3 separate regions of the Homo sapiens genome follow, and all the other regions are linked to region 2. Evidence: chromatin contacts called from ENCODE Hi-C or POLR2A ChIA-PET data. All regions are on one chromosome and are shown on one strand. The core of a region is the stretch at or near the end of the contact, and the rest is flanking DNA. Distances in the headings are between cores, read along the strand shown.

Region 1 (4,009 bases), core at 1,154-3,653, 140 kb before region 2:
ATTTTAATATACAGCCAAGATTGAGAACCGCTGATCAATCAAGGCCTGTTCTTAAACTTCCAAGTGGCCGGAACCCCCCGGGGAGCTTGCTACGGGGCAGTTGTGCTTTCTCAGGCCTGGCCGGGGCCCAGGAGTCTGCATTTCTAACAAGTGCCCAGGCCAAGCCCAGGCTGCTGGAAGCAGGCCCACACTGAGCAGCCGTGTTAAACGATTCATTGTCCTCCCCCCGGAGAGCCTGGGGGCTGCATTTTTAACCAACACCTTGGTTATTCTTGGTTAGGCAAATTTGAAAAACACTGATCAAGTTCCAAATGGCCTCATCAGATGGTGAGGAGTTCCATAACATTCACTGTGTTTCTTCAGATGAGAAAGTTGACTTTTCAGGGATTTCACAAACTGCTTTAAAAAAATAATAATTTTACGGCTGGGCGCGGTGGCTCACGCCTGTCATCCCAGCACTTTGGGAGGCCGAGGTGGGTGGATCACGAGGTCAGGAGATGGAGACCATCCTGGCTAACACAGTGAAACCCCATCTCTACTAAAAATACAAAGAATTAGCCAGGCATGGTGGCAGGCGCCTGTAATCCCAGCTACTCCGAGGCTGAGGCAGGAGAATGGCGTGAACCCGGGAAGCGGAGGTTGCAGTGAGCTGAGATCGTGGTACTGCACTCCAACCTGGGCGACAGAGTGAGACTCCGTCTCAGAAAAAAAAAAAAGAAAATAGAAAATAATAAAAATAATAATTTTTCAAAAATCAACAGGTGGAGGCCCAAGCACATGTTCCTAGCCGGGAGGTGGCCGAGAGCAGCAGGGCTTGGCAGGTGCTGCCCACACTGGCCTGAGAGAAGCAGAGGACAGGACCCTGGAGAGCGGCGGCTGGAGGAGTCCCAAGGGCAGCTGGGCCCCCATTGCCTCAGGAGGGCCCTGCAGGGCTCCAGGATGATGGAGACTTGTCCAAGATCCTAGGACCAGCTGGAGACGACCAGGACTATCCAGTGCCCAGCACGCAGCACATGTGTCTCCTCAGGGTCAGGAGCTTGGGGACAGCCGTCCTTGGAGCTCAGGGCTTCCATCCTCTATTCTGACTTTGCTCATAATCTCCTCACTAAAGACAGCGGTGCACAAGGTAAAATCAGTCTGCAGGGACCAGAGTGGGGCAGAGACTAGAGAACCGGGATGCCTTCAGATGCTGCTAGGGCCAGGCCTTTGGGCCCAGGTGGACCTGCATGAAATGCTGCCAGAGCTTGCAGGTGTGGCGAACTTTCCCACCACACACCCGACCTTCATCTAGAAGTCAGGTGAGTAGCGGAAAAGCATCCCCCAACCCCACGTCTCCTTGGGACAGGGGCTCTAATCACCCATCTCCTGGCCTCCAGTGACCCCAGGCTACCCTGCTCCTAGGAGGAGTTCTGGAAGAATATTTGATGGGCATGGTTAGGAATCTGCTGCCTGCAGAAAGCCCGTCGGCCCCATCAGCCCTGCCAGTGCTTGGGTGCCTAGATCTACCCGATTCACAACCCAACTTGACCAGGAGATCTCAGGCTGCATCCTCAACTTACCTTCACAGGACAAATCGTGACAGTTTGCTCCCTGGGTACTCATTACTTCACTCAGCTTATTCAACTTATCCAATATCTAACATCTCCAGCACCCAAGTGAGGAAGATGGGTGCTATTTACTGGGGCCCCATGCAGGGACCTTAATATAAGTTGCAAATGAAAGGGGAAAACATAAATATCCCAACTGTCTACAAGATGACTCCAGAAATTTCAGTCTGGTAATGTTGACAGTGATCTCTAAGAACATTCTAGACCTAATCATTAAGCAGATGGTTTGTAAAGATTTGGAAAACAGTGAAGACTCAAGGGAAGCAAGGATTCACTAAAATCACTCCCGGTGAACGTCTCTGGTTTCCTATCTCCATGGACACCTTAGATGGGGCAGCCCCAGGCAGAGCCCATCGCCCCCTCCCCTTTTCCCCCCACCCTGCATTTCCATGAAGCTTGTCACCCCTCACCCATGGATGAGACCTGGCAGCGTCTTCTGGCTCCTCCCCCTGCCTTACCCTCCCCAGTTCCCAGCAGGTGCTTTGAGTCCCTCCTCTCCTCTCTCATCGAAGACCCTTTCCCTTACAGAACTCTGCTGCCCTGCCCCAAGCCCGGTCAAAAGCATCTTCTGCAAAGTGCCCTAGGACAGGACTTCCCAAATTTTAATGTGCATTCAAAACCCTGGGCTCTTACGAAACTGCAGGGTTTGGTTCCACAGGTCCAGGGCGGGGCCTGACACTCTGCATTTCCAACACGCTCCCAGGTGGTGTGGAAGCTGCTGTCCTGGCCCACACACTGGAATAGCGAGGCTGTAGAGGACACACAAACTTGATGGCAGTTCTTCCTCGCTTGATCCCAGGGTGGGAGTTCCTCATCCCCTCTGAGGAAAACTGAATTCTCTCCAAGGTCACTTTGCACTTTGGCCAGGAAATGCCTTCAGTTCCAAACTCATCTCAACCAGGTCCAATCAAACACGCTGGATATCCGGGCAGATCTACCAGAAGAATAGGGCCCAGTCTCCATGGAGCCCGGCCTCCTCACATTTCCTGGCCTTTGAACTCACTGCTCCTGCGCTCTAGAGTGTCCCTCCCTCCCCCACTTCCTCTTCAAGACCCAGTTCAGCCTTCCCCTGACCTGCCCCAGGGGACCGGGCTGGCTTTCTTCTGTGCCACAGGCTCTGGGAAATGCCTCGTGGCCCTCACCACGTGGGTTGAGATGGTTCCTGGGTGCCTGGCTCCATCTCCCTACACTGTGAGCTCCCTGTGGCTGCCTTAGCTACCTTCCTCAAATAACAAGAGCTTGTGGCCTAGTGGTGAGTTCTGGGAAGTGATTCCAGGAACAGGTCCGGGCTGGGAGGAGGAAAACAGGGAAGAAGGGAACCCACACTGGATTACTAGGCTGTGGGCAGCTGGGATTCGCTGCCTCCTGCTGGGGACCCTGGAGACCCACAGAGAAGCCTCTGAGAAGGAAGATACAAGTGGCAAGTGTTTGTCCTTTGTCCTCCATCTCTTGTCACTCACTGGTCAAGGTTGGCCCCAGGGAATTAATGTTTCATCATTTCAAGATCTACCTGTCCCCCAGAATGGTGACGCCAGTCCCACGCAGGGGCAGTAGGGAAACCCGAGGCAAGAAGCAGGACATACGTGGGGCTGCGTAGGCACAGGGCTGCCAGGCCCCACCTGTGCACTGCCGGCTGCCAGAGCAGGGCTGAGGCAGAAAGGTAGGTCAGGAGGACACGAGGTGGGGCCTAAAGCCTCCAACAAGAGGCAAGGATTGCAGCTCTTCTCAGGTGTGGCCCAGAACGGACTGCACCTGCGCCCCGTGGCTGCTGGCTGCACTCCAAGGAATGCCAAATGAACGAAGGAATGAATGCATGAGCAAAAACCAACAGCCTCCTGTTCTTTGTGGATGCAGCTTCCAGACTGATAACCCAGGAAATGATCGTCGCTTTGCAAGCAGAGTCCTGATGCACTTGCGGGCGGATGAAGCCTCAGGCGGGAAGCGTTCAGCTCCGCACCTCCTGGCCCCCTAAAGACCCAGCCTCAAGAACAGGGCTGGGGACCACGTCCTTCTCAGCCAACTCTCTTCATCTTTCCCATGCCTCATCCAACGCCAGCGTCTGTTTCTTGACAAAGACTTTGAAATCATGCTGATGCTGATCAAAGTTGATCAAAGTGGACAGATAAAATAAAAGCTGGAAGACTATCAAGTATCTCGTGGGCAAGGCCTAAGTTAAAAAGAAAAAATAACTTAGTGGAGAAGAGGCTCTACTTCCAGAAAAGACTCTGCACAACGGCTTTACATGCAGCCTGGGAAGTTAGGGTCGGCCGGCTGAGACCCTGGGGTCCATCTGACCCTCAGCGTGTTCGGGCATGTGAAACACCTTCCCAGGTGCGTGAGAAACAACGTCTTGGCAGAGATGCAAGGGGCAGGCTGGCCTGGGGAACACGCTTGAACTGGGA
Region 2 (4,144 bases), core at 486-2,985:
CATGAATAGACAGCCTCACTTTTAACATTTCCCTCTGTCCATTTTGCTTCAAAGCAGTTGTTACCCTAAAGATACACAGATGGAAACTTTCCAGTAAAAAGGGATTGATTTTCTTCCTGCATTTGTCAGCCGAGCTGCGTATGGCCCCACACTGAGAGCATTGTAAAGCCGGGGTCCGTTCTGGCTAAAAACAGGGAGCAGCAGTGTCCAATGTTTTCTAGGGCCGTCTGAGGAAGAAAGGAAAAGATCAGGATAATGGCTGGAGGAGTGTGAGCGCTCCTCGCTTGCTTGCAAAGGTTGTTCCTAACCGCGAGCCCTCCTCCATCCACATCTCCTGCGGCGTCCAGGGTGGAACGGGGTTGCCCCTGCACGCATTCTTTTTGTTCTGAGCCTGCTTGTGTGCACCAGCTTCCAAAAATAAAGCATTTTCCTTGTGTGAGGCCTGAAGCCGGGTGTGCCTGGACCAGCCTGTAGTGGAGAGGTGGCCTCTTCGGGCCTGGGGGGCGTCTGAGGCCCCTGTCTCTCTGGCCGAATTTGCTGCTGGCAAGTAAACAGACCAAAGGAAAGCCAAGGCCGTCCTGCCGGCTGCGCTTCTCCACGTGGCCCGAGGACGCCCCTGTATTCTGCAGTGATGACGTGCACCCTCTGGGATGTGGGAGTCACACCTTCCCCATTCCCAGTGGTGGGTGGCACTGGAGGCCCAAGCAGTGGGGGTCCCCAGCGGGGCACAGAGGGGTGAGTCACTGTTGCCTTTGTGTCCCCCTCTCTCTAGGACTCATAGCACACCCTGGAGAGGGGGGGCCCGGCGGCAGTCGGCTTAGAGACCTACCAGGTTAGCCTTCGACGCCCACCCCGTCCTTGTCCGCCTGCTCTGTGTCTGTCACTTGCATCTCTGTGTTGTTCTTGTTAAGGTGCCACCCGCCCCTGTGTTGAGAACAGGGCACCTGCAGCAGCGGACTCCCAGGGGCTCTGACCAGGGCTGTCGCACATGGGCCATGTGAGAGGCCCTGCTCCCTTGCCGTAGCTGCTGGGCGCGGGGGGCCCTTGGTGGGGTTGGCTAGTTCTACTCTGAGGGCTCCTATTTGAAACCAGGGTTTGGTTCTTCCTCCCTGATGCCTTCTTCCTGGGGTTGGACTGTTCTGAGGGGCAGGAATGAGTCATGTTTTGCCTAAGCTTTAGCAGCTCTGAAGGATCCATGTCTGGCATGAGGTGGCCTCCAGAAGCTTCTGGATGAATTTCCAGTGTGCCGCACCTCCTGCATTTTAAGCCCTCCTATCACAAGAATTCCCAAGAAACCTGGGGCACAGTCCCCTGAAGACTTCCACTTAACGCAGCCCCGGCCAGACAGATGAACCTTCATCTTGTTTGCGAACCTCCCCTTGGGGTCCCCGCAGTCCTGCAGGAGTGTAGCAGGCGAGGGTTTCGGGGTTCCCAAGAGTGATGCTACCAGCTAAGGCGCTCTGGTGAGGCAGACTCAAGGTTGAGGAAGAGGCATTGCCCTCTGATATTTTCAACTATTTCTCTGGACCCAAATAAAACAAAGTACTAGAAGCGGCTAAGGCAGCAGCAGCTTCCTGTCAGCCAGAGGTGCTGTTAGGCCAGGTGCTGGCCTTTGTTAGTCACCTAGAACCCGCAGAGCGCCAGGGACCTGCATCGCACCACCTCTTCCCCTGAGATGTTCTAGTTTCAAAGGTTACCCGTTTTAGACTGAACAGAAAGGATAAAAACCTTGAAATGGAGCTTGTTTGCATAATATATGATTTGCATGCTCTTATACTTATTTATAGTATTGAAGTTAAGAGAATGTGTATCTTCCTTAGACAATTAAACCAAGAATTTGTACCAAGAATTAAACCAAGAATGTGGGAGTCACGCCTTCCCCATTCCCAGTGGTGGGTGGCACTGGAGGCCCAAGCAGTGGGGGTCCCCAGCGGGGCACAGAGGGATGGGTCACTGTTGCCTTTGTGTCACCCTCTCTCGAGGACTCATAGCACACCCTGGAGAGGGGTGTGGGGGGCAGTTTTAAAATGTTACAGTCTTGTGGGTTTTTCTGAAGCTCCCTCCATGGGACCTGTTGTGGTGCCTGTCCCTTGTGGTGTGACCAGGTGCTGGTGTAACTCATCTTCGTGTTCCTTGTGCTGTGTCTGACCATAAGTACTGTGCTACGGAATAGCAAAGGCTCACGTCCAGGCCCTCAGGCAAAATGCGGCCCACCAGCCTCCCCCAATAATCCCCTCTCCATCCCCAGGTGCCCTGCACCCCTCTCCCTTCGTCAGACCCCAGTAGGCAGCTGTTCTCAGTGGCTCATTTATTCAGACATAAACCTAGATCCCCTCGGCGCAGGGTTATTGGAGGGAGAAGCATTGTTGGGACCCAGTGCCCCTGTGGGTTCCTGAACTGGCAGTGAGTGGGTGGCTGCGGGAGAAGCCACCCTCGGCTTGGCAGAGTTGTCCGGGACAGCTGGGGAGTGGCCTGAAGTAGGTTCTCTTTCCATGGTCACGAGGGGCTTGTGAGGGAGAAAGCTGAAGCTCTTGGCAGCACCATTGCCTTCCACGGGGCGGCAGGACTAGTGGAGCCACCTGCCCAGGAGGGGGTGCTCATGGGTGCTGATTTGCACCTGCCTGGGAGGGGGGCTCACTTGTATTGGTTGGTACCTGCCTGGGAAGGAGGCTCACCTGTGCTCTTTAGCACCTGCCCGGGAGGGAGGCTCACCTGTGCTCTTTAGTGCCTGGCTGGGAGGGAGGCTCACCTATGCTGTTCAGGAGGCCCAGGTTGAGGGGAGTGTGGCAATCCAATGCCACAGCACTGTAAAGGTGTGGCCTATGGTGATCCGTTGCCACAGCACTGTAAAGGTGTGGCCTGTGGTGATCTGATGCCACAGTGCTGTAAGGTGTGGCCTGTGGTGATCCGATGCCACAGCGCTGTAAGGTGTGGCCTCTGGTGATCTGATGCCACAGTGCTGTAAAGGTGTGGCCTGTGGTGATCCGATGCCACAGTGCTGTAAGGTGTGGCCTGTGGCAATCTGATGCCACAGCGCTGTAAGGTGTGGCCTTTCACAAAGCGCTTGGCTCTAGTGGTCCCATTCCTAAGAATTCATGATAAAGAGATTTGACAGAAGAAAAAAATCTGCATTACTAAAGATTCCATCACTAAATTATCTACAGTGTCAAAAATAGCAAAGTGAGTTTTGAGAAGTGAGCTGGATGGAATATCACGTAGCCATTAAAGTGATCATGAAAACGTCCAGCACTGTAAACACGCACGCCTCAGACGCAGTGTGTGAAGGACACATACCATGCGGTCGTGTGGATCCGGACAGAGCCCATCAAATCTTAAGCCAAAACGAAACTGAGGGCAGTGGCTGTATGGATAATGTTTCACTTTATAGAAGGAAGGCAAGCAGTATGTTAGGCTGGGACTCAGCGTAGCATCTGTCACGGTGCTCCTCTTATGGCCCAGGTGAGGCTGGCTCTGGGCTGAGGTCACGCTGCAGGTGGGGTGGGATGTGGGCAGAGAAGCCTCGCACAGGGCCACCTCTACTGTGTTCAGCCCTGGCAGAGGCCACCTCCCACTGTCCTGCCGTGGTTGGAGCTGTGGGAGGGGACTGTCCCCTCCCAGCGCTTCCCCTGTCCTGAGGGTGGCACCCATGGGGCATAGATTTCCCCACTGCTGTCTCCTGTCTTCGCTGTCGGCCATGCCTTGTCCATTCCCAGCTGGGAGGAGTTGAGAGCGCCTGGCTCTCCCGGGGGAGGTTGTCTGCTTCCCTCACCCCCAACCTGGGCTGCACATTGGGATCACCTGAGTGAGGCCAGACACATGCGGAGGCCCAAGGCCCACCCCAGAGAGTCTCATTTTGTGAGCCCTGGCCAGTGAATCTCTACCTGGCGGGGGTGGAGAGTGGAGGGCGTTTGCCCCAAGGGACGCTGTCGGCAATGTCTGCAGACACCTTGGTGGGGAGGGGTGCTCCTGGCACCTACTGGGTGGAAGCCCGGTATCTGCTCAGCATCCCACGGTGCACAGGGTGGCCCACAACAAAGGATCTGGCCCAAAACGCTGAGGCAGGGAAACCCTAGACAGGGGGACCCTGAGACACTCTGTGGCGGCTCCCTCGGGCAGCAGAGAGGGACAGGCGCAGGGCGGCTGC
Region 3 (3,906 bases), core at 1,281-3,780, 180 kb before region 2:
GGAAAAAAAAAAAAAAATTTAAAGTGTTTTAAAGTTGTAGGAGAAAATTTTTAGGTGCAAGATTCTTTATGTAAGACTAAGAGTCCTCTTAAAATTAGTCAAACTAATAATCTACAACAGAGCTGTTAATTTGGCAACAAATTTTTAATTTGTATCAATCTAATGTCTGTCTTTCACATACTTCCAAACATTACATAAATTATTTTACCTAGTGCATACAACTTTCAAAAACTGTATTTGGCAATTAACAGACCCCTGACAATTATTAACAGGGGTTTTACATCCCGGAGTTTGAGTGTCTGCGGGAGAACCGTCCCTGCAGGAGGCACTCCCCCTCCACCTGCGACCCGGGCTGGGAGAACGCGCGGAGGGCTCCCTTGAGCGGTCTCCGCCAGCGAGGCTTTCCTCCCGGTCGGTGTTGACAGTGTGGCATTTCTGTTATCTAATTTCTGGTTTTGACTGAAAGCGAAGTGAGTTTTCTCATCAGTGGAGTTGTAATATTTCTGCAAAAAAAAAAAAGATCACAGCCCTCCGATGAGCCGGGCACTATGCGAAGTCTCCGGCTGCCTGCGGGCCGCTGTGGACGCCCCGGCGGGGGTCAGGACCGACCCCCATCTGCGCGGCGAACGAGCCCGGACGCCCTGGCCGCGGCCGCCGGGTCCCCGCCCAGGGGCCAGGTGGCCAGGTTGCGTCGGGAGGAGGAAATGGAAGCGCTCTGAGCGACTAGCGAGCGGCAGGAGCCGCCTCCCGCGGGCTTTCCTCGCGGGCCGGGAGCGTCTGCCGCCGACCCGAGGACCGCAGGGCCCCGCTCGCCGCCCGCGCCCGTCAGAAAGCCGCGCGTCGCTCCCGTCGCTGTCGGGGTCGTCGGCTCGGGGAGTCGCCCGCCGTCCACCGGTGAACGGGAGCGCGTCCTCCCCTCCGAGGGACTAAGCGCTCGCGCCACGCATCCCGCCGCGCCGGAAGCGGGGACTACTGGCGGCCCAGCTGGGCAGGACCGCGGCCGAATGACCCGGGGCGACCCCGCAGCAAGGGCGCCTCCGGCAGGCGGCAAAGTCCCCTGAGAATCGGCGCGCTCCTCGCCGCGACGGACTCCACCCGGCCGGGGCGCTCAGCCTCCTCGCCGTGGCCCCCAGCCCGGCCGCCTCCCCTAACGGCCGCCGCAGGCTCCCCTCATGGACCGAGAGCGCGGGCTTGCAGCGCGGCAGCGTCCGTTCGGCGCGCGGCTCCGGGCAGGCCCGCCCTCCCCCGTCCCCCTGCGCCGCGAGGCCCCCCCCCCGCCCCGCCCTCCGGCGCCCGGCGCCCAATCAGAGTGCCGCGCACGTGACGAGCGATGCCTGCGATGACCTCATCCCTGGTGTGGGATGACGTCAAATTCAAGATGGATGGAATCACAGCGGCAGCGGCGGCTGCGGCGCGCGCGAGCCGAGTGTGAGCGGAAAGGGGCCCGGCGTCTGCCTCGAGACTGAAGACCGGTGAGTAACTGTCACGCCCCTAGCTCTAGGAGAACTGCGGGGCTCCTTGGGAGGCTACAGCCTCCCCGCAAAACGCGGCCTTTCCTGACGTAACTCTGAGGTGATTTCTCTCCTCTTTTTTCTCCACCAGCGGGTTGCGGGCTCCGAGCGCTTCTGCGCGTGCGCGGGACCTGGGCGCTCACCGAGCATGTCCCGGGTTCCCACGTAGCCGATTGTACCTTCACACTGCGCACGCTCCCTGCCAGCACTTGGCCTCGCCCTCGCGAATGCGCATGCTCCATTCCCTCACGGGCTTCACTCTTCACCCTGGCCGAGCTGCCCCTGGGGTAGGGGACACGCCTGGCCCAGGCGCGCGCCCCTCGCGCGGAGCGGTTGAAACGCCTCGTGGAGAAGGGCGCGTTCTCCTGTTCCGGGCAGGGGTTGGGGGCCGGCGGCCCGGGCCGCGGGGTGTGCGCGGAAGCTGGCCGGCGGCCTTGGGGACCCCGCACCTGCCGCGACCCGCCGCTCCCTTCACGGTCCGGGACCTAGCCCCGCCGCCCCGTCCTCGGCCCGGTGGCCGGAGCGTGACCGCTCGGTGCCCGCTGGACGCTCCCTCCCCGCCCCCGGCCCCTCCCGCGGACGCCTGGACCTCACAGCGCGTTTTTTTTCCTCCAGAGCCCCCGCAGACCTTGTCTGGGACTTCCCGGCGGTCCCGCAGAGCATAGCACCCTCCGCCGGCCAGGAGCCCTGCTGCTCGGCCGGCGACCGTCTCCCCGCTTGGAGGAGCCCCCTTCCCCCCGTCCGAGGTCCGCGGCTGGAGGGGCAGGGAGTCAAGACGCCACCCGTGCCGGCCTTAGAGACGCCCGCGGCAGCCCCGCCACATCTCTTCCCGGCTTTTCGGGAACACGCCCCGTAGTCCATCCTCAGCGGCTCCTGCTTTTCCATCCCAGCACACCGCTGGGGGCTCGCACTCTGCCCCCGGTTGCTATGCGGTCCCAGCCACGAGGGCTCTGCGGTTCGGGAGAATTCCGCAAGAGCGCGCGTTCGGAGGCGGGGTGTTTTTAGACAGGTGCCCCGGTGGGATTGCCTGACCGAGAGGACGGGGAAAGTTAGACTTCACACGGCCTGGGGTTTTTCCTTTCGTGCAAGCGCTCACAGCCCTGGCACCGAGCCTCCGAGGGCACGCGTGTGTTACAAAATAGTCCAGCGATTGTTCACACGATGACCCTGAGTCCTCAATTAAGCAGCTTACATTACGGTCCTCATACCTTGTTTAAGAAGACAAGAAAGTGGGTTAATCCATTTTAGAAAGATTTCTCATGGAAAATTATCTTTTAAAGCTTTCCTCGTGTACTTGGAGTAAATGATGATCTCTAAGGACTAGTAGTCATTAAGTTTAAATTTAAGCACCCCTAAATATTGATGTTAAAAAGAAAGTCAAAATTTGAAGTGCTGGTTTACTTAAAAGTAACTTTTTGTTTATTTTTCCTTTTTAACACTTTATTGAAAGTATAATGTGCTTCATTCTGTTGAAATAGAAGTTGAAGAAGATATAACCCCTGCCCTCGAGGAACTTACACTGTTGAATATTAGATGTGTACACTCTGAAGGAAAAATTGTAAATAACAAAATTGGGGTTAAGTTAAGAAGGTCTCTCGATGGAAATGAGATAATTAAAGGGACAATTTTTTCTTTTCTTTTCTTTTTTTCTTTTTTTTTTTTTTTTTTTTTTGACAGAGTTTCACTCTTGTTGCCCCAGGCTGGAGTACAATGGCGTGATCTTGGCTCACTGCAACCTCCGCCTCCCTGGTTTTGCAACCTCCGCCTCCCTGGTTCAAGCGATTCTCCTGCCTCAGCCTCCTGAGTAGCCGGGATTACAGGCTTCCGCCACATCGCCCAGCTAATTTTTTTTTTTTTTTTTTTTTTTTTTGTAGAGACGGGGTTTCATCCTGTTGACCAGGATGGCCTTGAGATCTCCTGACCTCGTGATCCACCCCACTTGGTCTCCCAAAGTGCTGGGATTACAGGCATGAGCCACTGCGCCCAGCCGAAGGGACAGTTTTAGTTGTCCGCAAAGCCAATGGAAGTAGAGAGAGCAGATTATAAGCTATGTAAGAGCTAGGTTTGACCAGGTCACAGTGATAGGCTATAAGGGAAAGAGAAGAAATTTTAGGGTCTGGCAACACACCAAAGTAAATCGGGAATATGTGAGGACAAACAGATGTGGGAGCAGGGACGAGAGTTGTGGAGTTTAAGTACCATGCTGGACCTGAGGATATACTGTGATGGAACCGTTCAGTAGGTACCTGAGAGGCTGGAGCCTCAAGAGTCTAAACAGAGATACAGATTTGGGAATCATCGTCCAGTAGTGATTAAAGTCACAAGGTCTAATAGAAAAAGCAAAGAATACTGCCACGTTTTGGGGCTCTGTAACGGATGCTGGAGAAATAAAGGT

Evidence for each region. Hi-C counts contacts between places; a loop is a spot of excess contacts on that map. ChIA-PET counts read pairs that join two places held with the same protein, here RNA polymerase II (POLR2A). Pooled maps may share reads with other maps.
Region 1: a pooled map shows a loop between it and region 2 (2.2-fold over the local background). The contact joins two enhancer-like sites. A Hi-C loop is called at or near these places in 1 of 37 single-sample maps with no recorded cell type and 1 of 50 pooled maps. POLR2A ChIA-PET finds 5 or more read pairs at or near these places in 3 of 52 experiments (GM12878, RWPE1 and naive thymus-derived CD8-positive, alpha-beta T cell).
Region 3: a map with no recorded cell type shows a loop between it and region 2 (5-fold over the local background). The contact joins the promoter of ZNF295-AS1 here to the enhancer-like site in region 2. A Hi-C loop is called at or near these places in 6 of 37 single-sample maps with no recorded cell type and 4 of 50 pooled maps. POLR2A ChIA-PET finds 5 or more read pairs at or near these places in 1 of 52 experiments (OCI-LY7).

The regions. Positions count from the first base shown.
Region 1 is chr21:41,972,950-41,976,958 of GRCh38, reverse strand. No RefSeq gene overlaps it. Among named protein-coding and RNA genes, the nearest start is that of C2CD2, 21 kb to the right of the region's middle. Within about 2 kb of position 2,403, at least 4 of the 41 ENCODE cell types and tissues checked have a DNase peak (open chromatin) inside an H3K27ac peak, as active enhancers do.
Region 2 is chr21:41,831,193-41,835,336 of GRCh38, reverse strand. All of the region lies in intron 11 of PRDM15 (PR/SET domain 15), which reads left to right. Among named protein-coding and RNA genes, the nearest start is that of PRDM15, 46 kb to the left of the region's middle. RefSeq lists enhancers at 889-1,008, 1,789-1,858. Within about 2 kb of position 1,735, at least 5 of the 41 ENCODE cell types and tissues checked have a DNase peak (open chromatin) inside an H3K27ac peak, as active enhancers do; they include OCI-LY7, where a contact is called at or near this core.
Region 3 is chr21:42,007,818-42,011,723 of GRCh38, reverse strand. ZNF295-AS1 (ZNF295 antisense RNA 1) reads right to left here and starts at 2,530. Exons shown (of 2, transcript NR_119384.1): 1 at 2,140-2,530. It overlaps ZBTB21 (zinc finger and BTB domain containing 21), which reads left to right and starts at 1,364. Exons shown (of 3, transcript NM_001098402.2): 1 at 1,364-1,472. RefSeq lists silencers at 552-1,291, 1,732-2,041, 2,082-2,191.